Regions from separate parts of the Homo sapiens genome. Here region 1 is linked to region 2. A link is a loop called in an ENCODE intact Hi-C map of the cell type or tissue named here. Cell type or tissue: adrenal gland. All regions are shown on one strand. Links, peaks and the distances in the headings refer to the core of each region. The heading gives the core; the rest is flanking DNA.

Region 1 (16,088 bases), core at 256-8,255, 510 kb after region 2:
TAGGTGCTCCTGGTAACGTTTACATTTACAGTTCTTCTCAATGGATTTTTTTTTTGACAGACATCAGTCCCACCTTCCAGTAGTTTACAACAATATCTTTTTTTTTTTTTTTTTTTTTGAGATTGAGGCATGATCTTGGCTCACTGCAACCTCCACCTCCTGGGTTCCAGTGATTCTCCTGCCTCAGCCTCCCAAGTAGCTGGGACTACAGGTGCCCATGACCACGCCCGGCTAATTTTTGTTTTTAGTAGAGATGGGGTTTCACCATATTGGCCAGGCTGGTCTCAAACTCCTGACCTTGTGATCTGCCTGCCTCAGCCTCCCAAAGTGCTGGGATTACAGGCGTGAGCCACTGCACCTGGCCTACAACAATACCTTATCAGTTCTGCTTTCAGTTTCCTTTTCATGAACCATATACCTTCTCCCTGAAGAAGAAACCATATCTTATCATTTTCTGTCTCCCCAGATCTTAGCACAGTGCCCTACACATAATAGAAAGTTGGTGAGTGAATGAGTGAATAAATGAAATGAAACTATTTCCTTCTGGACACAGGTGAGCTGAGTCGTCAGCTGGAAGAAAAAGAAAGCATAGTATCCCAACTTTCCAGGAGCAAGCAAGCCTTTACCCAGCAAACAGAAGAGCTCAAGAGGCAGCTGGAGGAAGAGAACAAGGTACACCATTGAAGGAAGACTTCTTTGCCCTTATTTTTAAATATCACCTGTAGGAGGAAAAAATAAAAGGCAACTTCATTCAGAAGGTGGTGATAGAAGGGACACACTTGGATTGTATCATGCACCTGGCACTAAATATATCAGGTGCTCTTCTCTTTTTAACTTCTGCAGGCCAAGAACGCCCTGGCGCACGCCCTGCAGTCCTCCCGCCACGACTGTGACCTGCTGCGGGAACAGTATGAGGAGGAGCAGGAAGGCAAAGCTGAGCTGCAGAGGGCGCTGTCCAAGGCCAATAGTGAGGTTGCCCAGTGGAGAACCAAATACGAGACGGACGCCATCCAGCGCACAGAAGAGCTGGAGGAGGCCAAGTGCGCAGCTCTGTTTGCTTTTAGAAGAACTACTTAGGAATGAATTCGATGAATTTATTTTTATTACTAGGCGTTTCCCCATCTCATGTGTCTTTAAATGCGGTGCTGGGCCATTAGAGGGACCTGGCGTTAGCACATTTTATTAAAACAAACAGCTTTGATCTTGGTCAGACACAAGGCAAGTTATTGATCCCAGATTTTGAGTAGACAGGAAATTCTCCTGGGCGTATAAAAACACATGGGTGTCTGAATCACATAGATTAGTGATTCCAACTTGATGAATAGTGATGTTCAAGTGGATGGAAACTGAAATAACAGCTGCTTCTCTTTCATATTCTTTAAGGAAAAAACTTGCTCAGCGCCTTCAAGATTCCGAGGAACAGGTTGAGGCAGTGAATGCTAAATGTGCTTCACTGGAGAAGACCAAGCAGAGGCTGCAAGGAGAGGTGGAGGATCTGATGGTTGATGTTGAAAGAGCCAATTCCTTGGCCGCCGCTCTGGACAAGAAGCAGAGGAACTTTGACAAGGTGTGGGGTCCGCTGTGTGCTGGGTGAATGCCATGATGTAAGGGATTCCTAGCAGCCGTGGAAGGAGGAGAATGCATCCCGGACCTGACTCTGCCCTCACCAGCAGTGTGGCCTTGGGCAAGTCCCTGAACTTCACCGGGCTGTAGTTTCCTCATCTGCAAAACAGAATGGGAATGGGCTGGGGGTAGAGGTCCCTTTCAAATGTTGTCCGTGGAAACAAACCAATTTCTACAATGTCCGTGCAGTCCTAAGCATTTTTCCTTTCCGTACTACTGGTCTGTCTAAGCTGAGATCCTATTGGGAGGCTTTCTGGAAGCCCTTCTTTCAAGATGGCAGATAAAGTTGATTGGAACCAATGCTTTAATGAAATATTTAGAAGTACAGGGCCCTTTTTATATTAGGAAAAGGACAATTATGCCCAGCTAATTCCTTCTCAAAGGATCTATTTGCTTTTTCAAGATGGCAATTGTTCCTGACTCATTACCTTGAGTACATTTATGGAACAGAATCTTGATTAGCCCAATAATCGACAACAAGGAGCCAGGCAAGTGATGCCAAGTGTAGCCCTAACTCTGCATTTAATTTAGTTATTTAGTATTTTGTTAGAAACCTAGAGGAGAGCTCAGAAACGGAGAGAACTTCCGTCCGGTGTTTCAGGTGTTGGCAGAGTGGAAGACAAAGTGTGAGGAGAGCCAAGCAGAGCTGGAGGCATCCCTGAAGGAGTCCCGCTCCTTGAGCACTGAGCTCTTCAAACTGAAAAATGCCTACGAGGAAGCCTTAGATCAACTTGAAACTGTGAAACGGGAAAATAAGAACTTAGAGCGTAAGCTATTCGAAACCCTCTGAAACCTCCTCCTTTCATGCTCTATTGCTCGAGAGCATGCTGGCGTGGGTGTGGCTTCATCACTCAGTTTCCTGCACACATGTGTGTTAATGCACATGCAGAAAGTGTTCACCATCTGACGGGTTACGTTTTAGCCTCTCTCTGTACAATATCTTATCTCTAGGAAGCAGGAAACCTTAGGATTATAATAAACCAGGTAAAAAGCATTGAGTCAATGCTTTGCATGTCTGGAAACCCACGCAGAGGCGCTCATATGCAACTGAAACTTACTTCTTTACAGAGGAGATAGCAGATCTCACAGAACAAATTGCTGAAAATGGCAAAACCATCCATGAACTGGAGAAATCAAGAAAGCAGATTGAGCTGGAAAAGGCTGATATCCAGCTGGCTCTCGAGGAAGCAGAGGTGAGTGCTGGGAGGCAGGCTCAGGCGCAGATGCAGCCATGGTGAGCCACGGCCAGGGAGGCTGGCTGCTCCATGCTGTGTCTCCATTTTTGCCTTTGTCAAATCACAGTCCTAATGCCTGCTGCTTTCCCGTCACACAGCAAAACTGTGAGGCTGAATAATACCTGTGAATTATCTTAAATTTATTGGAGAAGACTGTCATATTAAATAGGCCTAAAGATGAGATTTTACAAAATATTACATGAATTAAAAATATCTAGAAAGTGCTTTATGCTCCTAAGAAATATGATTTAAACATTATTATTGGTTGATAGTATAATCAAAACCAAAAAGCAATGAAACGTGCTTTTATTTCTGCACTGAAGATAAATTTGGGACTTTTTTTTTCTTGAGACAGAGTTTTGCTCTTGTTGCCCATGCTGGCAATCTAGGCCCACTGCAACCTCTGTCTCCTGGGTTCAAATGATTCTCCTGCCTCAGCCTCCCGAGTAGCTGGGATTACAGGCGGGCACCACCATGCCTGGCTAATTTTTGTATTTTTAGTAGAGACAGGGTTTCACTACATTGGTCAGGCTGGTCTCAAACTCGTGACCTCAGGTGATCTGCCCCCCTCGGCCTCCCAAAGTGCTGGGATTACAGGTGTGAACCACTGCACCCGGCCAATTTGGGGACATTTAAAAAGTGAATTGTGACTATTGTAGGATTAGATTTAGGACTATTCCATTGAAGTTTTGTTATCCTGCAGGGTAGTGGAGCTGGCTCCATACCATCACAGACACTATTTGATTTGCTTTTGTTTCTTAAAGGCTGCTCTTGAGCATGAAGAAGCCAAGATCCTCCGAATCCAGCTTGAATTGACACAAGTGAAATCAGAAATTGATAGAAAGATCGCCGAGAAGGATGAAGAGATCGAGCAGCTGAAGAGGAACTACCAGAGAACAGTGGAAACCATGCAGAGCGCCCTGGACGCCGAGGTGCGGAGCAGGAATGAAGCCATCCGGCTCAAGAAGAAGATGGAGGGGGACCTGAATGAAATCGAGATCCAGCTGAGCCACGCCAACCGCCAGGCGGCGGAGACCCTCAAACACCTCAGGAGTGTCCAGGGACAGCTGAAGGTTTGAGAGAACCCATCGGGGAAAAACCTCTCTCCTCCTCACATACTCAGAAATGTAGGCTGGGCACAGTGGTGCACGCCTGTAGTCCCAGCGCTCTGGGAGACTGAGGCAAGAGGCTCACTTGAGCCCAGGAGTTTGATACCAGCCTGGGCAATATAGCAAAACCTTATCTCTACAAAAAAAATAAAAATTAGCTAGGCATGGTGGCACAAGCCTGTGGTCTCAGCTACTTGGGAGGCTGAGATGGGAGGATTGCTTTCCAGGAGGCAGAGGTTACAGTGAGCTGAGATCACGCAACTGCACACCAGCTTGGGTGACAGAACAAGACCCTGTCTCAAAACAAACAAAACAAAACAAAACAAAAACAAACAAACAAACAAACAAAACTCAGAGATGCAGATGAGGCTCGTGGTCCTAACGCCTCAACTTCAAATAGAATGTTCGTTTTTCTCTGGCTAGGATACGCAGCTCCACCTGGATGATGCCCTCCGGGGCCAGGAGGACCTGAAGGAGCAGCTGGCGATTGTGGAGCGCAGAGCCAACCTGCTGCAGGCCGAGGTGGAGGAGCTGCGGGCTACTCTGGAGCAGACGGAGAGGGCCCGGAAACTGGCGGAACAGGAGCTCCTGGACTCCAACGAGAGGGTGCAGCTGCTGCATACCCAGGTGAGGGGAGGGAGAGGAAGAGAGGCGAGGTTCCAGCCTCATACGCACCTGGTTAACAGCCCTCCTCTTGCCCTAGAACACCAGCCTCATCCACACCAAGAAGAAGCTGGAGACAGACCTCATGCAGCTCCAGAGTGAGGTAGAAGATGCCAGCAGGGATGCAAGGAACGCTGAGGAGAAGGCCAAGAAGGCCATCACGGACGTAAGGCGTCTCCTTCCTGCTGCCCTCGGGCTGCCGGGATTGCATTGCATTAAAGCCCTCACATAGTTAGACAGGTGCGGTCTCCCCCAGCCACACCTGGTGCACATTCTGCTCCCCGAGGGCTCCCATCTCCGCTCAAACTCCCCTGTTCCCTCCTGCACTTTAGAAGAAGGGCATAAGAAAAAAAGGCAGGAAGGGATTATATCCTAGTAGTTCTGCCTGTGGAGAGGTGTGCATGTCTTTCCTTCAACATCTGACTTATTCCAAATATGAAAACAAGAACCTGAGGTGTTAATATCCCACACATTTTTCCCTTCCTGGGTCTCCGAGGCTTTCTCCCGGCGGCCCACCGCGCTAATGGCGCCACCTGCTGCCTGGCGGGAGAACTTTACCTCGAAGCGATTTTGTTGTTCCTGTACAGCCTTAATTCTCCAGAGGCCTTCCCTTAATCTCACTATCCCCAAATCTATGAGGCTGAGTATCAAGTCAGACTACTCTAAGTCTCAAGCTCCTTTGAAAATATATATTGGTGGTAATGAAAAAAGAATTTCCCTGGGGCAGGGGAGAGTTTCAAAGGAGGCCAGCTTAAGAAAGGGAAGAAACTGTTTCCCAGCCTGTCGCTAAAGTTCTCATTGCCTCATTGATTAGGTTATTTTATCTACTGGGTGTAGCTCTGGCCCTCTTCCAGGGTGGCAGAGTGTGCTTCATCACAGTCTCACCCGTTGTCCTTTTTCTTTCTTTCTTTCTTCCCCCACCCCCGAGATGGAGTTTCACTCTTATTGACCAGGCTGGAGTGCAATGGCGAGATCTCGGCTCACTGCAACCTCCTCCTCCTGGGTTCAAGCAACTCTCCTGCCTCAGCCTCCGGAGTAGCTGGGAATACGGGCATCTGCCACCACGCCCAGCTAATTTTTTGTATTTTTAGTAGAGATGGGCTTTCACCATGTTGAGCAGGCTGGTCTTGAACTCCTGACCTCAGGTGATCCACCCGCCTTGGCCTCCCAAAGTGCTGGGATTACAGACGTGAGCCACCGCGCCTGGCCTGTCCTTTTTCTTTAGCATGGTCTCTGGTCCTCCGAGGTCCCCAGGTTTTGACAGTTCCAAGGCACTGGAGCTTCCTCTGCATCCTAGCAAGTCCCATGTGCTTTTCAGGCTGCCATGATGGCGGAGGAGCTGAAGAAGGAGCAGGACACCAGCGCCCACCTTGAGCGGATGAAGAAGAACCTGGAACAGACGGTGAAGGACCTGCAGCATCGTCTAGATGAGGCCGAGCAGCTGGCGCTGAAGGGCGGGAAGAAGCAGATCCAGAAACTGGAGACCAGGGTGTGTGCAGGAGGAACCCCGCCTGCGCTGAGCTTTCCAGCCTCCCAATCACGCTGCAGCCCCAGACTAATTTCCCCACCCTCTCCCCCAGATCCGAGAGCTGGAGTTTGAACTTGAGGGAGAGCAGAAGAAGAACACAGAGTCTGTTAAGGGCCTGAGGAAGTATGAGCGGAGGGTCAAGGAGCTGACGTACCAGGTAAGTGGAACGCAAACGCCATGATCGTGTCCTCTGTGACGTGCAGATTCTCCATCAAACCACAGGAAGAAACACTTTGGCCCAGAAAGCTGCCCATGCCGTGTGCAAATCTGCCCCCTCCTCTCCAGTGACATTCCCACTTTCTCATTCTTAGAGTGAAGAGGACAGGAAGAATGTGCTGAGATTGCAGGATCTGGTGGATAAACTGCAAGTGAAAGTCAAGTCCTACAAGAGGCAGGCGGAGGAGGCTGTAAGTGAGATAGGTGCTGACTGCGGCAGGCAGACCGTGCTGTTTCCCGTGGTGAGTTCTGAGAGAGGCGCGTGCTGATATAACCTGCCTGGGCTCTTTGGTTTTAGGATGAACAAGCCAATGCTCATCTCACCAAATTCCGAAAGGCTCAGCATGAGCTGGAGGAGGCCGAGGAACGTGCGGATATCGCAGAATCTCAAGTCAACAAGCTCCGCGCTAAGACTCGAGACTTCACCTCCAGCAGGGTGAGTCGCTGAGCTGGGAGGAGCCCCCCCCCAGGGACTGTAGAAACTTCTTAGCTGGAAGGAACCTCAGAGAACCCTTTACTTTAGAGCTGGGGAGTCTCAGGCTCAGGAAGAGAAAGTGCTTAAAGTCACTTAGCTGACTGGACCCTCGCTAGAATCCTGGTCTGTGAGTCACAATAAAAACCGCCATCCTGCACATGTACACCATGGAATACTATGCAGCCATAAAAAAGAATGATATCATGTCCTTTGCAGGGACATGGATGAAGCTGGAAGCCATCATTCTCAGCAAACTAACACAGAAACAGAAAACCAAACACCACATGTTCTCACTCATTAGTGGGAGTTGAACAGTGAGAACACGTGGACACAGGGAGGGGAACATCACACACCGGGGCCTTTCCGGGGGTGGGGGCGGCAAGGGGAGGGAGAGCATTAGGACAAACAGCTAATGCACGTGGGGCCTAAAACCTAGATGACAGGTTGATAGGTGCAGCAAACCACCATGGCACATGTATACCTATGTAACAAACCTGCACGTTCTGCACATGTATCCCAACAAAACAAAACAAACCGCCATCCTGAAAAGGAGCGAGCGGGTCCCACTGAGCTCTTTCATGCGCCCCCTGCTGGTAACAAAAGGCTGCTGCAGGAGCCCCCTCCAGAGCCCGCTGAACACACAGCATCCGACAGTAGGTCGCTGGGTCTCCAGCGTTTGGGGCTTGCTCTTTCGGAGGGCCAGTTTCTCAGGCTATGGGGTGACTTCATGTGTGCAATCGTGCGTTTTCCCAAGGTCCAAAAAATATCCTGTGTCCCACTGAAGTAGGCAAGCAACTCTGATGCCAGCCGGCAGAAGTGGTGGGTGGGAATGTGTCTCTGCCACCCGACTTGACTCCAGGTGCCTACTTTCTTCCTAGATGGTGGTCCACGAGAGTGAAGAGTGAGCCAGCCCTTCTGGAGCAGGACAGAAGATATGCAAAATGTATATTTTCTTGATTCCTGACCATTGATACTTAATGTCCATGTGACTCTTTTTCACATGCAATAAACTTTGCTTTGTTTCAATCTGGGGCCGCTTTGCTGTATTTGTTTTCCTCTTCCCCATGCAGAAATGGTTCCTAGTTTGATGGTTTGTATGCTCGGAGGTGAAAGCTTTGTAAGCAGATGGCTCGGTAAATTCAATTGGTGTGTGCATGTGCGGAGGGAGAGATGGCTTTTGGCTTAAATCAAAAAGGAAAAAAAAAAACTTCCGGGTTAACCTTTGCTTTGGTGGGGAATGGGAGGGAGAGCTTTTCAAAAGAGTCATCTCTTAATATGACATGAAGGAAACACAAAGGTAGGCTCATGAAAAGCCCTTGTCTTGAGTTGAATAAGGTTATAAAGCAAAGGCCCACATTCTCCTTCTTTACATTCTAGTGGGGAAATACATCTGAAATCTAGTAAATATTTGTTGGGCAGCTGTTCATGTAAGCACTGTGCTATCAAAAATACATAAATGAATAAAAAAGAGGCTGGCCCCTTCAAGCGCTCAGTCTAAATCTACTACTGTTATCTTAGATCAGTGTGCACTATTTCAAAGCTGCACAACAGAAAATCCCACCCCTGACCCAAGATAACCTTGTCTTTACCTTAAGAGGGAAGGAAGGCAGGAAGTCAAATAACTATCTGGTTGACTTGCTACTAGAAAGAGCATCTTCTAGCCTGGGATCCTTTGTTTATTGTCATCAGTAAATTTATTAGCAATAGCTGCCAAGTTCCCTTCTTTGTCTGATTCCAGAAGATTAGGGGACCTAGTTTGACTCAGGTGAGAATGAAAGGCCAAGGGGTGTTCTCTCCAGATGTGGGGGAACTCAACAAATCATTTAGCTTTTTCAATAAATAAATTGCAAAGAAAAAATATAAAACAAATACAAGGGAGACCTGTAGATTAAAAGATACTTAGTGGACCTATCCGCCAATTGCACTGTGTGGACCTTGTTAGGATACTGCTTTGTACAAACACGCTGTTAAAAAATAGACACACACACACACACACACACACACACACACGGTCCAATTGGTAAATTTGACTATTGACTGGATATTGATGGTGACATGAGATTATTGTTCATTTCACGGTATAATGTGATTTTGTGATTATGCTTTCTAAGATAGTCCTTATCTTTTAAAAATACATGGTAAAGGCTGGACGCAGTGACTCACGCCTGTAATCCCGGCACTTTGGGAGGCCGAGGCGGGCAGATCACGAGGTCAAGAGATCAAGACCATCCTGGCCAACATGGTGAAACCCCGTCTCTACTAAAAATACAAAAATTAGCTGGGTGTGGTGGTGCCCTCCTGTAGTTCCAGCTACTCGGGAGGCTGAGGCAGGAGAATCGCTTGAACCCAGGAGGCGGAGGTTGCAGTGAGCCAAGATCACACCACTGCACTCCGGCCTGGAGACAGAGCAAGACTCTGTCTCAAAAAGAAAAAAAAAAGGTGGTAAAATATGTACATACCAGAAAGGAAGAGTAAGCGAGAGATCGTTGAAGTAAACTTATTTTACAGAACTTATGACTTAAAGAATTAATAAAAGAGGCCCCTGATGCATTTTATGCAGAACTGGAGTGCCTCTGCACTTGAAAATACCTGGGGCCGTGGAACCCCCTGTGTCCACTTATTGGCAAAGTGTGACATTTCCCACAAAGGAGAAGGTGCGGAGTTTGGTGCTGGAAGTGACCTGTGACTATTTCTATTAGGCTCTGATTTTGTGAAGGATATAAATGAAAAGATTCATTTTCTAAGAGTGAATATTATGACCAAAGTCACCCATGTTCATTTATTCCATAAAAAAAGGATGCCCACGACTATAGAAAATGTAAGCTGTGTTATTAAGAAGCAAAAAATGAAAGCACCAATTCCATTCCAAATCAGGAGCTGCCGTGCCACACGAGCCAGAGAGGGGGTCTCCTCCGACCATGGAGAGGAGGAGGATGAGATCAGCCACTATTTACTGAACTCCACCCATGTGCACTTGGCATGCACTCTCTCGTGCCCTCAGCATACAGACTTGGCGATGAGGAGATGGACCTTATCACCCACTTTACAGATGAAAAGACGAAACTCAGTGATTTGTTCAAGGTCAAAATGGCAGAGCTGGATTCTCTCTAGATCCTAAGACTCCTTTACCCTACAAAGTACTAACCTTCTACCGGGGCAGCCGGCCACATAGACAGGCGAAATCCCTCAAAAGAGCTGGCGCACAGGGTAAAGCTGTGTTGAAACTGGGCTGATAGAACCCAAAGCGTGCTTCGTGTTTTCTTTTTGATGATCGACTGTTTCTGTTAGCGTCCTCCAGGTGTTTCTCTATAACCCTCCTCTTGTCCACCACCTCAGCCCACCCCATCCTCAGAGAGCCTCTCTTAAGATAGGACCTTTGACCATTCAGTAGGAACTTGGGTGACTTTAGCTCATTTGCAATATCCACTGGCTCTTTCGTACATGGGCTCCAGAACAGGGTGGCAAAAGAATGAAGGGCGCCTTCTCTTCAGGCTCACTTTTTTGGGTGAGCCTCTCCAAATTAAGGACCATTTCTTATTATATTTTTTATTTTTATTGAGAAGGAGTCTCACTCTGTCACCCAGGCTGGAGCGCAGTGGTGCGATCTTGGCTCAGTGCAACTTTTGCCACCCGGTTTCAAGCAATTCTCATGCCTCAGCCTCCCAGGTAGCTGGGACTACAGGCACACGCCACCATGCCTGGCTAATTTTTTTGTATTTTTAGTAGAGACGGGGTTTTACCATGTTGGCCAGAATGATCTCGAACTTCTGACCTTAGGTGATCCACCCGCCTCGGCCTCCCAAGGTGCTGGGATTACAGGTATGAGCCACCACACTCAGCCATTAAGGGCCATTTCTAATTACTTTTCCTTTTCATAAATAGCCTTGTTTTTTCTCTTTTATTCTTTTTTTCTGGTGTTGGGACATGGAATTTATTAACCTTCTCCTTGTAATCCTCATACTATCCAGAAACCTCTGGCTTTCTGAAATTTTTATTGAGTCTTAAATCTCTTAGCAGTGGATTTGTATTTTTTATTACCTTTTATAATTTTTTAATTACACAAGAAATACATGGCCAAGCACAAGATTAAAAAAAAAAATCTGTCAACTATAAAAGGACTGCCAGCAAGGAGGGTAGACTCTTTCTTTATTTGGAACGGCTGAGATCTCGATTTATGATTGGCAGATGGCCCGCTTCTTAAGGACATGTGAGGGACACAGTTTCTAATAGGAGTAACATGTCCTTATGGGGGAAAACTGGTTGCAGTTTGCAGTCCACCACCAGCTGGTGAGGGCGGCCTTTCATTTCTCCACGCCTGGATCACCCGACAGCTGAGAGCTTTAATAAAACAAGTGTGCCTAGGAATGTGGGGTGAGCGAGCCACCCAGAACACAGATGTCTATTTACACCCCTACCAATAATCCCGGTGCTAAAAACAACAGCAGCTGGGAGGTTCTGAGGCTGCCTGCTGGATCTGAGCGGCGATCCGGTTACCCTCAGCAATGCTGAGACATTCTGGAGGCGCTCATGCCCCAACTGCTGTCCATCCGGAGCCAGGGGATGGCACAGATTATTTTTATCTCAGATGTTTCATGCTTTCCATGGCAGTGAGGAGCAAGAACTCCCAACTCCTGGGCTTTGATGAGTCTTCTTTGTGTGACATTAAACTGGACATGGCCCTTGTTCAAAAGTCCTGGGGAGATTTAGGAGGGGGACGATAGACACCCTTAGGTGGCCTTCATGGGGAAGCCTGGCGCGAACTTGCTGAGAGAAGGGGCAGCTTAGGTAAAGCATATGGAGAGGTGTCATTGACATAGGACTCCTTAGTGACTCAGGGATATGGAGACAAGATGAGGTGAAGCCTCACACCTCAAGGACAGTAAAGGAAATATAACTTTCCAAATAATAATGATGAAAGAACAAAACCAAACCAAGCCCATAGGGGTCCTGTGTGATAGAAGATGGTGACAAGGTGACACCCTTTTATAGTCAGAGAACAAAAGAAAGCCCATCTCTTGGATTGAGTTCCTAGCAGGAAAAGTCAAGTGTTGGAGCAATCTGTGTGGCCTTGGGGAAAACAATTCTTTCTCTGTTGACTTTCTGTCTCCGCATTTCGGTAATAAAGAGAGAATGATAAGGCAGAAGTGGTTCTTTTTTTTTTTTTTTTTTTGTGAGCAATCCTGGCCATGAACTTGGTTTTCTTGGCCTGGGGAGTGGGCATGGCTGTTTGCAATTCACACTGCTCAGAAGCCCGAAGAGAGGATCGAGCGTCCTGGCAAAGGCCCGGTGGGGAGGGGTGCTGCCACGCGAAGCCAGAACACCCTTAGCAAAAAGCCCAGGGCCAGCCAGAGCTTCCTGCTCCAAACTTTGCTGCTAGAAATTTCAGATCTGTGTTTCCTTGTACATGTATTCATTCATCTGTCATTTACCAACTGCCTATGCCATGCCCAGGAACAGGTGATGGGAGGAGCAGAGATACCCAAGAAAGACTGGGGAGAGGGAGCGAGGAAAGAGCTCACGTCTTAAAGCCCTAAGGCTCCAAATGAGGATGGGAGGAGGGGATGGAGGGAGACATATTTCCAAACATGGCCCAGTCTCAGCTCCAGGAGGGCAAGACGAGCATCCATAGCAGCTGTGCCTATTTTGGGCCTGGGATCTCTGTCCCAAGAGCAACAGGTGTTGAGACCTGAAGGACAGGTGGGCGTTTATTTTGAGGGCCTCCTGGCATCATTTCCAGAAACAGAGACCAGCTTTTCAATTCATTATCTCCAGCTACAATCATAAAATGTCTTCCTTTACTGCTTCCTAGTGGCCCACCAGCCTGTGGCTCTCGGAGCCTGCCTCATCACACAGGCGCACCCAGGGGGACTTGCAGGTTTCTGGGAAGGGGAGAGGTTTGGGCTATGTGCCCCTCTCTGGACTGGTGAGGGGTAAAGTGCACATTCTCCTCACAACCACATCCCACTCCTGAGAAGGCCACAGAGGAGAGAGTCAAGTCAGGAAGGAAGGACGACAACGAGGCGGATACAAGCTGGCCCTCTCTTGCCACCTCACCCCAAGGTGGGTACTCCCAGCATCTGCCTGTGCTGACGATGGAAGGACAACAGCAGCCACTTGCAGAGAATGCTATCTAAATATGAGTATAATTTCCAGCACCATCCCACGGGGCAGGCAGAGGCCGCGAGCATTCAGACGTGATGTTCCTTGCTGAAAAGTAGATTAAAAGGACATGAATTTTTACCTTTTTAAGTGACTTGCTTTCAGCCCCACAGTAAATCCCGGCTGTGTCCCGGTCTTGCATGTAGTGAGTGATCCATAAATACACACTGATTACACTCTATGTGACCACAGTTGATCTCCCATGGCCAAGAGCATGCAGCCCCGCAGGGCTCACTCTCATCCTTTGAGAATGAGGGGTTGTTTTCTCTGGGAAGACCAGCACTTCAGCTGCAACCTCAGCAGGTCCTGTTGCAAGCAGAGGGAGCCCTCAACAGGGTGTCTCCTGGCCGCCTGTCTCTTCTCCCCGCTCCTTCTCCTGTGTCCACTTTAGGGAGGGGTCAGAAGGGCAGCGCCAGCCCCAAACCTGGAACGAGTGCAGCAACGAGGGACCCCAAACTTCTAACCCCCAGAACAGCTCTACAAGCTGGGATTTGAATTCGTGGCTCACAGCCCAGGGGCATTCCACTGCTTGCTCAGGGCTGAGCACAGAGTCAGTGTTCATTCAACATTGGTTTCCTCCCAGCCTTCTTCCTTCAAGTTCTGTCTTGCCTTGTAATGCTGAGAATCCATTGCCTTCATGTCACTGTCTGAAATATGGGGGTGGAGATGAACATGAGCTTTTTTGTTTGTTTGTTTTGGTGGCTGTTGCCACCTCTGTAAGGAAATATTAATACTAGGTCTATAGTTTAAATCATCCTGTGTTGCTGAGTTAAAAAGACAGTTTGAATATTAAGTGTTACAGAAAAAGGAAGAAGCAATTTTGGGCAGTCTCTTCCTGCATGTCATGGCTCAATTGAAACGAATTTTTGGCTTGCATGGTGATATGAAGAGCTGGTGATCTGGGGTACACATGGTTCACCAACCATTTGGCCCCAAAGTGTGTAGTGTTCAAGACAGACAATGTTACAGCTGAGTCCATTCAAGTTAGTTAATACAACTTAGTCCTACTTAGGCCTATTTGAAACACAACTCTGACCTGTCACTGCTCTGCCCAGCAACTGTGAATGCCCCCTCCCGGCCCATCAGTTTAGTACACTTGCCTCAGATGGATACTTATTATTATTATTATTATTTTTGTGATAGAGTCTTGCTTTGTCACCCAGGCTGGAGTGCAGTGGTGCTATCTCCGCTCAGTGTAACCTCCACCTCCCAGGTTCAAGCAATTCTCCTGCCTCAGCCTCCCTAGTAGCCGGGACTATAGGTGCCCACCACCACACCCAGCTAATTTTTGTAATTTTGGTAGAGACGGAGTTTCACCATATTGGCCAGGCTGGTCTCGAACTCCTGACCTTGTGATCCACCCGCCTCAGCCTCCCAAAGTGCTGGGATTACAGGTGTGAGCCACCACGCCAGGCCGCCTCAGATGGATACTCAACCTGTCCTTCCACGTGTGCCCGCAGATGTGGCTCCCCTTCACTACTCCCGCCCAGCCATCTCCCCTTGAAATCTTAACACACCTCAGGCTGTCTTGGTCCTCCCCACCCACCAGTGGCTACGCCCCTATCCTTTGTGCACCTTTTTAGGGGCATTTTTAAATACTCCCTCTACTCTCCCTGAGTAGCAGTCATGACTTACACTGTCCTACTTACCTTTGTTTGTATCACAGTTCCTATTCCCAATACTTTGTATTTTCAAAGCTACACACACACAGTCATTGGAAGAACACTCAAGCAGGAATGAGAAAATCTCTGTTCCAGTCTTCACTTTCCTTCCAGTTTCTTTCATAATCTTTGGCATCTCACTCTCCAGGTTTCCGGTTCCTTACTTGAAAAACGAGAGGTCTGAACTATTCCAAGGGTTTCTAAACCTAGCTGGGCATCAGCATTGCCTGGTTTACTTTTTTTTTTTTTTTTTGAGATAGAGTCTCACCCTGTCACCCAGGCTGGAGTGCAGTGGCGTAATCTTGGCTCACTGCAACCTCCGCCTCCCGGATTCAAGCGATTCTCCTGCCTCAGCCTCCTAAGTAGCTGGGACTACAGGCACCCACCACCATACCCAGCTAAGTTTTGTATTTTTAGCAGAGACAGGGTTTCACCATATTGGCCAGACTGGTCTCAAACTCCTGACCTTGTTATCCACTCGCTTAGGCCTCCCAAAGTGCTAGGATTATAGACGTGAGCCACCATGCCTGGCTGCCTGGTTTACTTTCTTTAAAAAAAAATTCAGAATTTAGGGCTGCACCGTCAGAGATTCTGAGTCAGTAGGTTGGGTTGGAGCTGGGGAATCTGCATTGAAACGTTCCCTGGTGATTCTAATCATCTGCCTAAAGGTAAACTCTTAGAGCAGTTGTTTTAAAAAGCGGATTCCTGGGCCCAAAGCCAGATCCACAAAACGGGAATTTCCAGGGGAGAGACCTGGTAACTTGTATAGTTAATAAGCACCCAGGTGACTTTCATCATAAAGCTTGTCTGGGAAATGCAGGCCTAGATCTCTGCTACACAAAGTTTTCCAAAGACCAGCAGTATTGTGTCACCTGGGAGCTTGTCAGAACTGCAAAGTCTTAGAACCCTCCCTAGGCGACTGGATCAGAATCTGCTTTCTAATGAGATCCCTGGGTGACTGGCAGGCACAGCGGGGTTTGAGAAGCATGGCTCTAAATCAGTGATTCTCAAACTTGAACATGCCTCGGAATGCTCTGCAGGGCTTGTTGGCTGAAACCCACCTCACCAGACCCCACCTTCCAGGTTCTGATTCTCAGGTCTGGAATGGGGCTCAAGGTTTTACGGTTCTAGCAAGTTCCCTGATGATACTGATGCTGGTGGTCCAGGGACCACCCTCTGAGAACCAGGCCCTGGAGGATTTCTCAAAACTCCATGTCCAAGAGTGAAACCTCTCCATTCTGTTTTTTTTTTGTTTGTTTTTTTTTTTTTCTCTTGCTAATCTTCTCTGGCACTCAGGCACTCATAAAATCCTATTTGCCACCCTAGTGTCTAAGATTCTGGGAATTAATTAACAGTATAACCAAGTGCTAAGCTGTTGGCACAGGCAGCATTTGTTACTAAAGTTTCCAGAAAGTCACA
Region 2 (16,088 bases), core at 5,349-13,348:
CACTGAATCCTTAATGCCACTTCTTATTTTCATTCTAGAATTTTTACTTGAATCTCTTTTATTTCATAGTCAATTCTTTGCAAAAAGTCTCAATCTTGTCTTTGGTCATAAACATAATAATCATGTACATTTTAAGGTCTCTGCCTAATAACTTGCTATTTTTTTCATATTTTTTTCTCTTGTGCTGTTTTATTGTGTGGCATATTTGTATTTCAAAAATTCTTTGTAAAAATAATTTACATTTGCATCCTTACAGGGAATAAAGCGGACCTTTGAGTCATCTATATATCTGGTGACCCAGATATACAGTATGGGATCAACAGATATATAGATGACTCAAAGATACACTTTATTCCCTGTAAGGACTTGTCTACTTATAGTTAACTCTGATTTCTAGGATTCTGTCCCTTGACATTGCAGCTTAAGGTGAGAGAGGTCAAAAAAAACCGGCGGGGTGCAGTGGCTCACACCTGTAATCCCAGCACTTTGGGAGGCAGAGTGGGGCAGATCACCAGGTCAGGAGTTTGAGACCAGCCTGGCCAACATGGTGAAACCCTGTCTCTACTAAAAATACAAAAATTAGCCAGGTGTGGTGGCAGGCACCTGTAATCCCAGCTACTCGGGAGGCTGAGTCAGGAGAAACACTTGAAACCAGAAAGCGGAGGTTGTAGTGAGCCAAGATTGTGCCATTGCACTCCAGCCTGGGCGACAAGAGTGAGGCTCTTTTTTAAAAAAAGAAAAAAAAACACTGCTTAGTGGACCCTGAACTCCAATTTTTTGCCACTCTAACCTCTTCCAGCCATCCCCTAAGGAATCAAAAATTACCCAGAAGTAGTAAATGACCACAAATTCTAGGCTCGACTTCCTGGGATCTGTCCTTACCTGAATCATGGCCAGAAACTTTCTACTTCCTTGGTGGCCTTCCTTTGCAAATTAGTTTCTTGGGAGACTGATTTTTGAGATGGAAATTTTGTAATGTAGTTTTTGTTGTCTTGAGATGTCATAAGAACACAATTATACTATAATATGTGTATATGTGTATACATTTTATATGTATATTATATATATGCATATATAACTTCTTATTGTAAAGCTTTAAGTGGGAAACAAAAATTCAGTTGCATACAATGTAGGTTAATGGAAGATGATACTTTAAAATCAATCTATATTGTTACAGTACCCTAGTGTTATATACTGTACAGTACTGATTGTGCACCAAAATGAGAAAGTCTCAAATGTTGACAAGACTTTCACCTCTTACTGTATTCCTTCTCCATTAATTGATACTAACTTAATCTATCCCTGTTTCCAAATGAGGGCTGACCAGAGGATGGGAGCCTAAACATCAGTAGTTTCTTACAGATTCATGTAAGTGTAGAATGCGTTATTTCAGTGTGTGTGTGTGTCTGTGTGTGTGTCTTGAATTAAAATCTAAGGATTATTGTATTTGTAATCATGAGAATACAATCTTCTCTAGCTACTTTAAGCAGAAAGAAATTTATTAAAATATACTTAGTAACTTAGAAAATCTTTGGAAAGGCTGATGAACAGACTTTAGGTTAAGTCTGCAGCAACAATTATGAGTGAGAGCGAAGAAGCAGAACTAAGCCACCTCCAGTGTGTTCTGAAGGCTGTTGCTGTTACCTTTCTCCATTAAATGGATGAGCCACACCCACCTCTTAACTCAGCATTAAGTCAAAGTCTCACTTCGATTGGTGAAAGTTCAATTTAAGGTGCCTGCTATTATTGTGGTTGATTTTATACTATTGACCCTTGAAATTCAACACGTTTTTGTCAGCTGCTTTGGGAGCAATTTAAAGAGCCACCGCAGATTCTTGTACTTGGCCTTAAAATAAACTTGGGCTTCTGAATTACCCTAGGCTTCTTATTGATCTCATACTTTTCTTTTGTTGGCTCCCAGCACGGCCGATATTATTGGTATCTTACACTGTCTCTTCCTGTTATGTCCAACTCTGTTTGAATTGATGACCTCATTTGAAACTGCCTCTTTGGGTCTTCAGGCAGTTTCCAGTGATTTTGCCTAAGTTCCATGCACCAAAGCCCTGGGAAAATTTCCTCCATCACATACGCCCCACACAGGACTTTGAAGTACTCCTCAAAACAGTCCCACAATATCTTTAGCCCTTTGAGGGAGGGGGAGGAACTGTATTGACATTGTAATAAAAGAGAGCCCTCTGGCAAAAGAATGCTCACAAATTAAGTGACTGGCTTCCCCTAGATTTCTGCAACATGGTGGTACTCACACAGTATCCGCTGGTGAGAGAAAGAACCAGAGCTAAGAGGAAGCAAATGGATACAAAGAGGAAAGGGGAAGAATGAAACCTGAGATAATTTACAAAGACCAACATAGTGGCTTTTAGACATCCGAGGCCCCTAACAGAGTTTTCTTGCAAGCAGCAAATTAAAGGGCATTGTGATACGTTTCCCTGTGCCTGCAAACCATGGGTCATCTCAGTGAATATCTGGATGTGGGGGAAGGGATTGGCAGACACTTGTGTTCTTACTGTTGTACTTTGAAGCACCTTCTTTTGATTATTTCCTATTTCATGCGCTATGTTTAGCACTTTTACATTTCCACTTATGCCTATGATCTTTTGAAGATCTAAGTGCAACTCTGTAAAGGTCAAAGAGATCTCATTTAATATTATCTCCAATTTGTAGGTGATTTTTTTTCCATTCGATAATGAAGAAAAAATAAGAAAAACTGTCTTTGATTTCCTAACTTTGACAGCCCCTTTCAAATACATTTTTCACATGTGCACATGTATTTGTATATGTCAGACTCTGCAACTTTGAATGATTCATGTTTATGGAATTCAATATGTGCATTCAGCCATGGTGTGCTTGTGTATACACATATATGTAGATTATGAACTACTATTACAAAGTAAAGGTATTGTTTTTGGTAACAAGAATGCTAAAACGGCATAAGTAGCAAACATCTAGGGCAGCGAATCTCAACTGGGTGTGATACAGCTCCTCAGGGGACTTTTCACGATGTCTGCAGACATATTTGGTTGTCACAACTGGGACTGGAGTGTTACTGGTATGCAGTAAACAGAAACTAGGGATGCTGCCAAACACACCAGACAGCCCGCTACAGCAAAGAGTCCCACCCAGCCGAAGGTTTCAGTAGCCCCAAGGTTGATAAACTCTGTGCCAGAAATAGACAAGTAGGCATATCATTAAATAAATGGTTATCCGGCACCTATAATATACAAGACTCTCTTTTAGCCGTGGTCAGATATAGGCATAATGCAAGCATTTATTAATGTGCTCTCAATTTATTTATAGTATAGGAAGAGGATGTGCAAGGTAACATACCAATAATAAACATTTAGTATACACAGAGTAAGTTAAGCTGAAGATCTACTTGCAGAGGAATGAATATAGGTGAGGCTTAAGGAGCATTGTGGTTATCTGGGTAAGTAGTACTGAGGTATTATCATCCCTAGCCCCTTCAGAAGTAAGGTGGGTGGTAGATGCTGGAATTTGGAAAGGTGAGAGGTGAAGCCGGCTGGGCTTCTGGGTCGGGTGGGGCCTTGGAGAACTTTTCTGTCTAGCTGAAGGATTATAAATGCACCAATCAGCACTCTGTGTCTAGCTAAAGGTTTGTAAATGCACCAATCAGCACTCTGTAAAAACAGACCAATCAGCACTCTGTAAAATGGACCAATCAGCACTCTGTAAAACGGACCAATCAGTACTCTGTAAAATGGACCAATCAGCAGGATGTGGGTGGGGCCAAATAAGGTAATAAAAGCAGGCCACCAGAGACAGCAGTGGCAACGCACTCGGTCCTATTGCAGGTCGTGGGAGGTTTGTTCTTTCATTCTTTGCGATAAATCTTAGTGCTCACTCTGACTGCGCGCTGCGTTTGTGAGCTGTAATCTTCACCTTGAAAATCTGCCGCCTCACTCCTGACGTTAGGAAGACCACAAACCCACTGGGAAAAATAAACAACTCTGGACTCACCGCTTTTATGAGCTGTAACACTCATGCCGAAGGTCTGCAGCTTCACTGCGGAAGCCAGCAAGATCACAAACCCACTGGGAGGAACGAACAACTCCGGACGTGCCACTTTTATGAGCTGTAACACTCACTGCGAGGGTCTGCAGCTTCACTCTAGAAGCCAGTGAGACCACGAACCCGCTGGGAGAAATGATCAGCTCCAGACACGTTTCCTTTAAGAGCTGTAACACTAACTGCAAAGGTGTGGGGCTTTACCCCAGAAGTCAGTGACACCACAACCCCACCAGAAGGAAGAAACTCTGGACGCTTCTGAACACGTGAAGGAACAAACTCCGGACGTGCAATGTTTAAGAACTTTTTCACCGCGAGGGTCCTCGGCTTCATTCTTGAAGTTAGCAGGACCAAGGACCCACGGGAAGGAACCAATTCCAGACACAAAGGGATAGGGTCTTACCGTTTCAGGCACCTTGAAAGGAGTGACATTCAGTTGAAAGACGTATGTAGTCACCATGAGGTGACCTTTCAGGGAAAGCACTGAGGTATTACATATCCCGACCTCTTTTCTTCCCGCTGTGACAGCTCCTCCCAGGCCCATTCCCGCAGACGCTGGAGAGTATGTGGGTCTATTGGTGTTTTGCAGCCGCTCAGCTGAAAAAGGGATGGAGAGAATAAAAAGTGAAGTGGGGCTGGGGGGAGTGGGGGGCAAACCAAAGGTATCTGAACAAAGGAGTTGCTTTCCAAAATAACTTTTTTAAAGCAGAAATTGTTCAGTGCCATAAGGGAGGCCCAAATCAAGGGCTCTCAGCTTTCAGAGGTGTGAAGAATTTTTTCCAGCTTGGATGAGCTCAGGGAAAGCTTAGTAAAGGATGTGGCATTTGAGAAGATGGTCCCGAGGAGTGAGTAGAGTAACCTACACGTCAGCCTCTTCTCGTTTTGAAAGGTCAGCTGCTTTTCATGTATACGGGGAAGGAGAAAGGGCTTCATTTACAAGCCTTCCAAGACTCACCATTCTGCTTTGCTTCCCACGGCTCCCAGCTCTATCTTGGGCCTCTGACCGTTTATTTGGGAAGGAGGTTTTCTCTAGGATGCCTCTTCCTCTGCGTGGCACCCTCAGAAGGGCAAATTGGCCAGGCCCTACTTCCTTCATTATGCTGTTCTTCACAACACTGCTGGTAGGCATATGTGCATGTGTCTACCGCCATAACATGCAGAACGCCTCTGATCTCCTTTGATATATATGTATATGTCTGTATGCATGTCGACTGTTCTGCAGGATTGTAATAACAAAAGGAAACCATAATACAAGAGCACAGATATCTAAAATTTCCGTTGCCATAATACAAAGGAAAAACACAATATGAAATCCGTATAGGGATGCTCTTATGGGCTCCCCTAATTCCTAGCCATACACCCTTATTTTGGGGGTCTGCTCCTTATTGAGAAGCATCTCTCCCTATTCTCCTTCCTGTGATTCATTATTCATTTCAGCAAAATGTTCTTCCTCCCTGCAGAGACTGATCTCAAACCAGTAGCTGCCTCCTTCCCCACTAGCAGAACTTTTATCTAGCTCTCAGTCCATTTAAGACAGTATCCCAGAGAGAGTTGATGGTGGACTTGGCATCCCCAGTCCCACAGAATCGTCCCGAGCTGGCCTGGACACTCCTCATCCGGTCCCCTTGGGGTCTCCATACCACAGTGAGTTGGAGACAATCTTCATAGCCTATTGATTGCTCATTGGAAGCTGTGGGCTCTCCCTGCAACCTTGCACTCATCAACCACACTTTTCTCCACTGCACGTACACACAGCTCTCAAAGATAAATATTAACTATCAGATCTATTAGTCTAAGCCCATAAAATGGAAGAGAAATACTTTTTAAATATCCCCGTAGTTTTCAAAGCCTCTTCTCTCCATGTAGTTAACACCTTATGTAATTTACCTTTGAACAATGTAAGTACTCCCACCCTTTCAAACTGTGACTCCTAGGACCTGTTGAAAATAAGAAATGGGCCCATTTTCCAGCTTTATGCCGCTTAAGAACTGCTCTTATAACTACCCAAACGCCTCACAGAGGTTTTGTAATTAGTTCTGGAAAGAGCTAGATTAAATTCTTAGCCAAGGGACATTCTCTTCCCCATTCTCTTCCCCAGAGTCCCTGAAGGAAGAGAAAAAAAGATGGTTTTGTTTCTCTAGCAATATAAAATTATAAATTTTGAGATACAAATTGAACTGGGAGGACAGATATTCAAAGTGGAGAGATGTGAGTACGAGCCCAGTGGCTGAACGTAATGGACATAACCTAGTTTAAATTAACTTGTCTAAAAACGGGAAAGCAATTAATTGCATATATCTATAGGGGGGCATCAAATTAAAGGTAATGTTTTCTCATTTCTTTGAAAATGTTTTCGTAGTTTTATTTATTTACTTGTTTTTGAGACGGAGTTTCACTCTTGTCGCCCAGGCTGGAGTGCAGTGGCACGATCTCGGCTCACTGCAAGCTCTGCCTCCCGGGTTCACGCCATTCTCCTGCCTCAGCCTGCCGAGTAGCTGGGTTTACAGGCGCCCGCCACCATGTCCAGCTAATTTTTTGTATTTTAGTAAAGACGGGGTTTCCCCATGTTGGCCAGGCTGGTCTTGAACTCCTGACATCAGGTGATCCACCCGCCTCGGCCTCCCAAAGTGCTGGGATTACAGGTGTGAGCCACCACGCCTGGCCTGTAGTTTAAAAAATTAATTTAAAAAAGAGTGTCAGCTCACTAAAACGAAAACACGAAATCATTTTTTTTTCAATTTCTGCTGCGACTTGTGTTTCATTCAACGTTTCCCCCACGTGATAGTGGATTCTCCTCCCGATAGCACAGTTGAATTCCATTGTTCTTTGATCACTTTTAGTTATTAGATCCGTCTTACATCCTTTCTCTTAGATTCAGTGTTGTTTATTTTGATGGTTAATTTTATAATCATTTTAAGGTCCTCCTCACCAATCCCTGCCTATAGGGGTTACACTTGTGGCTCGTGGCTTGAATATAGAGGTGGCACATACCGCATCGATGTCATAGCCCAAAGGAAGGAGAGGAGTGCCACGGGGCCCTTATTGGCTGACCCGTAGCAAAGTCACCACTTCTTTCTGTTGGCTTTTGTCTGTTTTCCGACAGCCAGTAGCCATCGATTCTAACTGTGTATCAAGTCTCCAAGACACATAGCTGTCAGATTCCAAGAATACTGGTTATTTCAGAGAGGGTGTTGGCTGGTGTTTCTGAGAGCCCTGGGGGACCCACTGCCTGCACATTCCTTTGGATTTGTTTCTCAATTTCAATATATCCCCCTCCTCCCAAAACTCACTACAGGCCTATCCCATCTTGCTTCTTTGTCCCCCATACCATGCCTGCAGCCTTATAGGCTGAAATAGCTTCAAGATATCTGGAGCTATCTACCTTTATGTCTTAGAAAACTTACACATCTTTGCCACATGAAAATGTGAGGAGTTCTGGCTCCCCCACGGAAGTCTCCCCCCATTGCAGCCGTATCTTCTCTCTTCTACCTTTATTGACATGCCCTACTGGTAATTAGGTTTGCCAGTCCATTCGTTTGTCACCTTTCTGACAAGATGATCTTCTCATCCCAGAATTAGTGGAGGGAGAAAAGATTTAGGCACTTCCCACTGTGTGGTGGTTTGTCTTGGTGGCGCCTTCCCTCAGCCTTGGAGAGAAGAGAGAGCTACTTTTTGTAAACATGACATTTCTTCAAAATGCCACCTCCTCTCTCTCTCAGCCATCTTTTTATATTAGAGTGGTGCGTGGGGAGTAGGTGGGCAGTGCTAGATTTTCTGAATGGCATCATTTTACACACCCTGAAGGAAGAGGACTGACTGCATAGCTAGTGACCCCCTCAACTGAAAATGTAGGGTACGTTGCAAATTTTCTTTTTCGTAGTGGACCGGAGTAACTGTTATGGACTGAATGTTTGCATCCTTCCAAGTTCATCTGCTGAAGACTTAACCCCCAATGTTGTGGTGTGAGGAGGTGGAGCCTTTGGGAGGTAATTAGGTTTAGAAGAGGTCATGAGGATGGAGTTCCCATAGTGGGATTATAAATAGGACACTCCTACAGTGTCCTTATAAGGAGGGGAGGAGAGACCTCGCTGTCTCCATGTCCATGCCCAAAGAAAAGGTCTAGTGAGCACACAATGAGCTGAAGGCTACCTGCAAGCCAGGAAATGGGCTTTTGCCAAGAAACACATCTGCCACCAACACCTTGATCTTGGACTTCCCAGCCTCCAGAACTGCGAGATATAAATCTCTGGTGTTTAAGCCACCCAGTCTGTGGCATTTTGTTATAGTAGCCTGAGATGACTAAGACACTAACCACTTCCAATATTTGGTAACTAGCAACATTTTATTACTATTGTGGCCACCTTCCAAGAGGGATAGACCTCCCTCCCAAACTGGTTTAGATGTTGCAACCGATGATGCCACATGTTCATCAAGAGACTGTGAAAACTTTTATTACTTATATAATTGAGTTCTCTGGGAGATCAGGGCAGGCCTCCCAAGCAGGTCCAAACTAACCTGAGAGATTGAAGAAAGGAGATTGATCTGAGTTTTAATGGTGGTTGGGGAGTAGAGCCAAGGTGAAAGTTCCTGTGCTGGGGCAGGGGGTTATAGGGTTTGAATTTCCTGCTAGAGCTAAGGAGGAAGGGCCCAGGCTTTATTATCTCTCTTTCCAGATGTGGGGCACAAGGAGTAGAGGAAGGAAGGAGATATAAAAGCCGTCAACAATTAAACACAAGAAAATGGATCCAGATTCTTTGTTACAATTACGTAGATATCAGAGAGAACAAAGATGACGCCATTCTTCAAAGTGATTACTGTGGAAAGCTGGAAGTCTTGCAAGAAGCAAAAACCAAAACGAGATCAAATGTGCAAGGTCTTTTAAGAAAAATGCCTGCAGGAAGGAAATACCTGTGGGGTAGGATCAGAGGGAGGCAAGCTGGGAGAAACATCAGACCATGAGGCAAGTTTGACCTTGAGTGAAGGATGGAGAAAGAGAAGGTTTGATGGAAACATCCTAGATTTCTGTGTAGTCTACAAATGGTTCAGCAAAGTCTTGGGATGTCTTTGAGCCAAAGCTGGTCATCAAGAGGTGTCCCTGCTAGGGATGAGTCTTCCTTCAGTCCCTGCTACGTTCTTTTCTGAGCTGGGAGCAGCCCGGGGAGGCCTGGCCTCTGTGTGAACAGGTAAATGGATTTCACACTTCAGTGGCTGGGCCCCTGGTCAATTATCTTCATATAGTTGTAAGACCGTGTCACATTCTCGTGGGTACCATCTACATTCCGAATCCAAATGATTTTTTTTATTGCTAAAAATATGTTGGAGTTCCTTTTCAGAGAAGCTTGTTCACAGACTAGCACAGAAGCAATAAATGGGAAAAATAGTTTGATGGTTTATTTAAATGACTTTTTACTCTTGACCAAAAACAGCATATCCGGCCTAACTACCTATCTCAGTACTTACCAGAATAGGCTCTGTGTGGCCTTGGCTATTTCAAATAAAAATGAATCTGCACTGAAATGATAAAAGTTACCATGATTAATGGTATTTTGAGGAATATGTCACAGGATCTGAAGGCAATTCCTGTAATTCCAGATAAATTCTAAACAATGGTAACATCATAGAAATAAGTGTGCAGCTTTCCAAAGTGATTTTATTCTCACTAGCTATAGGACTTCAGGAATAGCATAAAAAATAAAAGTAACTCTACACTTTAATTTCCTCTTTGCGTGTGCACAAACATATGGGTACATGTGAAGTTTATTCACTATGAAGCTGATGAAGGAGACCCTTTCATGGCTCTGTATCTAATTTTGCATTTGTATTTTTATATTTCTTTTATCAAAGGGAGCTTCCCAAATTTCATAACCTTTAAGGCTCACAAAACCTTTAACCACCACAAGTATTTGTAGTTACGTGTGCATATCCCAGGATGTCTTTAGTGTGTGTGTGTTTCTGTGGCTTTCCCTCTCCCATCCTCAAGCTTAGGTACATATGGTTCTCCATATGGGTTAATGCTTTCCATCACTCACGTTTCTAAATGTCTTCAGATTGTTGAATAAAAATACATTAGAAAGTATATTTTGAGAAAAACACTGTTTAGACAAATCTCTGAACCAAAGAGAAGCATGGAGGAAGGACAGCTTCTTTCCCTCCCAGAGACTCAAGTTTGAAGTTTCTACTGTAGCTAAGTTTTGGGAAAAGGATCTCTTTCTTCAAACCACTAGAGGGCATTGCTGTGCAGACAATTGCCGGATTTGGGCAGGGTGCTGAACTCCAGGGAGTAACAAGGAAGGTGACTCACATTCCTACAGCCTCCAAGTCCCTTTTCCTTTTCAAAACACATCTTTCTCTAATCAGAATGCTGCTTCTTGGCTCTGAGTCTTCCTAGTATCACTTCCTTACCTCTCACTCTCTAATAAGGCCACCCACACCTGTCCTCCAGATTCTTTGCCGATGTGACTATCATCTCTGTGAACGAAGGTTAAAGGACTCTCATTGACTTTGGGATGGTGGACCAGGGTGACATATAAGACATGGAATGAATGCTGAACTCACTCAGGAGACCTGGATTTGGGCCCAAGACCTTTCTTCGGCTATGCAAAGTTAGAAAATCACTTTACCTGTCTGAACCTAGCTGTGCTCACCTGCAAAATGGGACACAGAGTCCTCTAAAGTTCTGTGTCGATAAGAAGAGAACTGGATCTCACTAAACATCCTCATATGAAGGCAAAAGCCTAGTTCTTCCCTGTCATTCACTAAGTAAGAATACAAGTGAGTGGTTAAAAACTTTCATTTTAAAATTCTAAAAGCAAATCCTTCAGTGCTGTTCATAAACTGGTGAATAGAATTCCAAATTAAAGACTTCTTTGGGCTTCCAGTCCAGCAGGTAAGGAGCTTGGAAGTTGTCTCTTCCATCCACACAACAAGAGAAAAAGCTGAATAAACTTAAAGTGAACAGCTCTTCTTAAAGCAATCAGAAAACCCAGCATAGGGCAAGCAGCTGCCCCCCAAATGGAAGGATGAACAGTCAGATACAGAGAATCAATTAGTGGAGCAAAGCCCAGGAGCAGAAAACTCTGTGGGAACCAGTACCAGATCCCTTTTACCCAGTACATCATGTTTAGCTTGCAACAAAACATGACAAGGCATAAAAGACAACCCCCCACTGCCAGTTTGAAGAGAGAGAGCAGATCTCAGAAGCAGACTCAAACATGGCGGAGATCTTGGAATTAGACTGGGAATTTAAAACAACTATGGTTAATATGCTAAGGGCTCTAATGGGAACGTGAGCAACATGCAAGAACAGATGGGTAATATGGGCAGAGAGATAGGCATTCTAACAAAGATCTAAAAAGAAATGCTAGAAATCAAAAACACCATAATAGAAATGAAGAATTCTTTTGATGAATTCAACTGAGGAAAGAATCAGTTAGCTTGAAGAGCTATCAACTGAAATTTGAAAACTGAAATGCAAAGAGAAAAAAGAATGGAAAAGAACAGAAAACCCAAGGACTTCAAGACGATTATAAAATGTGTAACATATATGGAATGGAAATACCAAATTAAGGACTTCCACCTTCATCTACCCATGTGCTATTCAGCCACCATCACCCACATCAGCCACACCACTCTTGATAGGGTCAAAGCCCTGGGATAAACTAAGAAACCATGATTTTGCCTGTAATTCCTAACATTGCCAAATCTTATTACACTATCTATGTATTAAAAATGAAAGACTTCACAAGGGACCAAAGAGAATTTGAAGAAGGGGAAAGAAGGTTTATCCAATCTCTTTGCAATCTCATAGTCCTCATTAAATTGTGTCTGAAGCCACTTCTACCTTCTCAGGGCTTCTGCCTGAATCCCGTACTCCTCAAAAGACAGCTCGCTCAAACCACTGGGCTGTGACAAGGAGTTCTTAGAGATGATGTTTCTTCATCATATTAACTGGAATGTCTTATTCCATTTTTAATGGGGCTTTTTTTTGTATTGAGCTACGGAGAGATTGGGCCAGTTTGGAGCAACACATGGAGAGATAGCCTCCTTCTGTCCCTCTAAGAAAATAGGCTTGAGGTCTCCTGACTGTACTCATTTCTTCCATTCTAAACCTTTCTCTTCATTGGAATCACCTTTATTGTAGATGTCCTAAATATCATGAAAAGGCCTGCTGCATTCCATTCTCATTCCTACCCTCCTCACTGTTCCATTTGCACCCTGCTTAAGGTTCTTCAGTAGCACCCCTCTTGAAAGTGACTTTCAAAGCCCTCTGTGACCTGCTGGAATGATCTGCTACCATTACTTTTATGGCAAAAATTGCAATTACGTTTCCACCAACCTAATACCACCTGCCAAGTTTCTGCAACACTAAGCTATTTGTAATTACCTAAAACCCAAGACATTCTCTTGCTTTCTTGTCTTTATACATTCTGTTCCCTATGCCTAGAAAAGATCTCTCTCCATTTTTTGGACTAAGTAATCAACATTATGTTTTAAGATTCAGCTCAACAGTCACCTCCACCAGGAAATCTTCCCTGAAAAGCCAGTCCAGGTTTTTGAAAATCCATAACTTTCCTAGGACTTCCTCCTTCATATGGGTATACCTTTGCTTTATCACTTGCCCTAGACTATAATGACTTCCTGGTAGCTCAGATGCCTGGAGGACAAGGATTATGTACATTTCTCTAAACCTATTTTCTAGTACAATACATGGAACAAGGTGTCTTATATGAATCAAAGAATAAACGAGTTGACAAAGTAAAATCTCAAAAATAAATTGTGAAAAAAATAAATGTGGGTCATGAAGCAAGAAAACCAAAGATAGAAGAAAAAAAAAAACAGGAAATAAAAAAGACAAGAAAATTCTATGTGCTGTTTTACACATAAAAACTGGATTAACGTTCCAGTCCTGATTCTGACAATTAAGGAAATGCAGCTTAAGAAATCCTTTTCAAAATGAATTTTTTAAAGAAAACTTACAGATAAAAGCAGTAGAATGGCAACAGAGTATGTCTTTCAAAATACTAAATCTGGGTGTGGTGGCTCACACCTGTAATCTCAGCACTTTGGGAGGCTGAAGCAGGTGGATCACCTGAGGTCAGGAGTTTGAGACCAGCCTGGCCAACATGGTGAAACCCCATCTCTACTAAAAATACAAAAATTAGCCAGGTGTGGTGGAAGATGTCTGTAATCCCAGCTACTCAGGAGGCTGAGGCAGGGGAATTGCTTGAACCTGGGAGGCAGAGGTTGCAGTGAGCAGAGATCGCACCACTACACTCCAGCCTGGGCAACAGAGTGAGACTCCGTCTTAAAAAACAAACAAACAATAAAAAACTTACAGATAAAAGCAGTAGAAGTGCAACTATGCACTGAATGTTTATTTAGTGCATAGCAGTCTTTGTCCCCCAAACTCATATGTTGAAGCTCTAACTTCCCAGTGTGATTGTATGTGGAGGTGGGGCCTTTAGGAGGTAATTAGGTTTAGATGAAGTCATGGGTGTATGACCCCTATGATGGTATTAATACCCTTATAAGAAGAGCAAGAGATCAGCATCCTCTCTCTGTCATGTGAGGCTACAGCAAGAAGGTGGCCACCTGCAAACCAGAAAGAGCGCCCACACAAGACATTAAATCCATTGGCACCATGATCTTGGACTTCCCAGCCTCCAGAACTGTGAAAAAATTAATGCCTGTTGTTTTAGCCACTCAGTGTATGATATTTTGTTATAGTAGCCTGAGAAGACTGAGACAAAGACACAACAAATATATCAGTTCCCTGCACCTCACCCTCTTTAATACCCTAGAAGCAACTTTGTTCAAATCTTTTAGCTGTTTCTTACACGTAGCTCCATGTTAAAATTGATGAACATAAGCTGATATCTCTTGATCAGTAGCTCTGGCTTCTTACAATGCCAGCAAATAATTGAGGTTTTGTTTATGTTTTTATTTTATATCCAGTTTATACTGATGTCATTCTTCTGATGTAGTTATATCACAATTTGGGGTTATGTCCACATCCAGTATTGTATTAGTTGCGAATGAGCTTGGTTGCAAATAACAGAAAACACTCTGAATAGTAGCTTTCAGGCAGTCAAGCGCTGATGTAGTTGCTTTGTGTTGTCATCAGAGACACAAGATCTTTTTGTTTTTCTATTTCTCATTTTTGCCGTGTGTGTGTGTGTGTGTGTGTGTGTGTATACGTGTGTGTGTTTTCTTATGATCATAAGGTAGCTGCTGCACCTCTGGCATTATATCCATGTTGCAGGAAGGAAAAAAGAAGAGGTACAAGAAGGAGAAAGGAAAATGAAAACTTCCCCAGGAACCCTTAGCACATGTCTCAGCAGGCACCGAGTCACATGGCTATCTCACACTGCAAGATAATCTAGCATTGCACAGATTTTCAGATAGACACATTGCTGCCTGAACAAAATTGATATTTTGATAGGAAAAAAGGGGTGTAGGAATTGGCAAAGTAGCTAACAGAATCAGTCACCAACGTTTTTATTACCATTACTATGTGAATAGTGCTAACTGCTTAACCAGTTATATATTATGAATATTTATGTTCTTGTACATATTTGCCCGGAATCAATGCTTGCTTCATTATTTGTATTTGCTTAGTTTCTTTTCCTTTCTTGAACTTGTGGCTAAGTTTTTCCATAAATACCAAAAGCTCTGTAAGATATTTCTCAATATAAGTTCCATGTGTTTAAATCTGGCATATATTCTATTATTTCAAGCCTTTTTCAGGAGACATCACCACTAGAGTCTCTACCCTTCTGCTCCCATGTAAATGAACTGCTTTCTAGGCTTGCTGCCAGACTGTCAGCCTGGGACTTAGCTTTGTCACATCCCTTTATTCCCTCCTCCAGTTTTCTGAGTCCTCTCTTTCTTTTTCTTGGATTACTACCAAAATTAGGTCCAAGCACATCCTTCAGTTGCCTTCTGGAAGGAAAAAAAAAAGAAAAAGAAAAAGATGTGCGGTAATTATTGCTTTCTTTAGGCTTTTGCATTTCTACCCAACACTTAATTGAAAACTTTGCCAGTCTGGTATTCTAGGTTAGAAAATACTTCTCTCAGATTTTTGAAGTCTTTGCCCCATTTCTTTCTAGTTCCTCTCTTCTGAAGTCTGGTGCTATTCTGACTCCTGATCCTTTGTTTGTGACCCATTTCTCAATCCATCTTCTATGTTTTTGGGTTTATAATAGTCAGGGCTCTTCAGGGAAACAAAACCATAGGATATCTAGATAGATATGAATAAAAGGAGATTTATTATGGGAATTGACTCACTCGATTATAAGGGCCAAGAAGTCCCACAGTATGCCATATGCAAGCTGGAGAGCCAAGAAAGCCAGTTATATAATTTGGACAAAACCGAATACCAGGAACTTTAGTGTCCTATGGCAAGAGAAGATGGATGTCCCAGATCAAGAAGAGAGAGTTTGCCTTTCCTCCACCTTTTTATTCCATCAGACCCTCGACATACTGAATAGTGCCTACCTACGCTGGTGAGCGTGGGTCTTTTTTACTCAGTCTACTGATTGAAATGTTAATCTTCTCCAGAAACACCCTTACAGGCATACCAAGAAATATTGTTTTACCAGCTATCTGGGCAGCCCTTAGCCCAGTTAATTTGATACATAAAACTAACAACCCCAGAATCCTCTCTTTATCTCATGGTCCTGAAATTTCACATCAGTTGTGTGAACTGATGTGAGCATCTTATCATGCATTATGCGAGGTACACTTTAAACTAGAATCTCTTATCTTTTAGTTATAAGAAGGTTAATTTTCATTAGTCCCCTGATATATTTTCTCCTACATTTCCTTAATTTTTTGCTTTCTAAAGCTAGGATTCCTCCCTCTTCTCTATTTCTTTATCATTTGTTCTAATTTCTTACAGACCCTTAAATTTTGTTTTCCAAACTCTATTGAGCTTTAAATTATAGTTATCATGTTTTTAATTTCCAAAAGTTGTTTTTGATCTCTAATTTCTCCCCCATTTTGTAAAGAGCATCCTATACTTATTATACAGATGTATTGTTTTA

Evidence for each region. Peaks named below come from ENCODE experiments on the same cell type or tissue, not always from the same donor. Only the 100,000 strongest peaks of a DNase experiment are listed, where the experiment ranks them.
Region 1: it touches region 2 in a loop (4-fold over the local background); 5 of 110 quality-filtered maps call a loop at or near these places.

Annotation. Positions count from the first base shown.
Region 1 is chr17:10,620,319-10,636,406 of GRCh38, reverse strand. It overlaps MYH3 (myosin heavy chain 3), which reads left to right. Exons shown (of 41, transcript NM_002470.4): 29 at 554-672; 30 at 844-1,040; 31 at 1,384-1,567; 32 at 2,225-2,390; 33 at 2,692-2,816; 34 at 3,623-3,931; 35 at 4,391-4,594; 36 at 4,671-4,796; 37 at 5,949-6,119; 38 at 6,211-6,315; 39 at 6,470-6,565; 40 at 6,673-6,810; 41 at 7,728-7,875. The coding sequence ends at 7,754. LOC124903927 (a long non-coding RNA gene) reads right to left here and starts at 5,775. Exons shown (of 3, transcript XR_007065620.1): 1 at 5,739-5,775; 2 at 4,643-4,826; 3 at 1,559-1,722. It overlaps MYHAS (myosin heavy chain gene cluster antisense RNA), which reads right to left. Exons shown (of 11, transcript NR_125367.1): 11 at 10,867-13,655. RefSeq lists enhancers at 321-440, 2,136-2,295. In adrenal gland, for the core only: a CTCF peak has its summit at 5,145 (motif pointing left); no DNase peak of the experiment used is centred there.
Region 2 is chr17:11,139,002-11,155,089 of GRCh38, reverse strand. No RefSeq gene overlaps it. Among named protein-coding and RNA genes, the nearest start is that of SHISA6, 94 kb to the left of the region's middle. RefSeq lists an enhancer at 3,742-4,941. In adrenal gland, for the core only: a CTCF peak has its summit at 10,280 (motif pointing right); no DNase peak of the experiment used is centred there.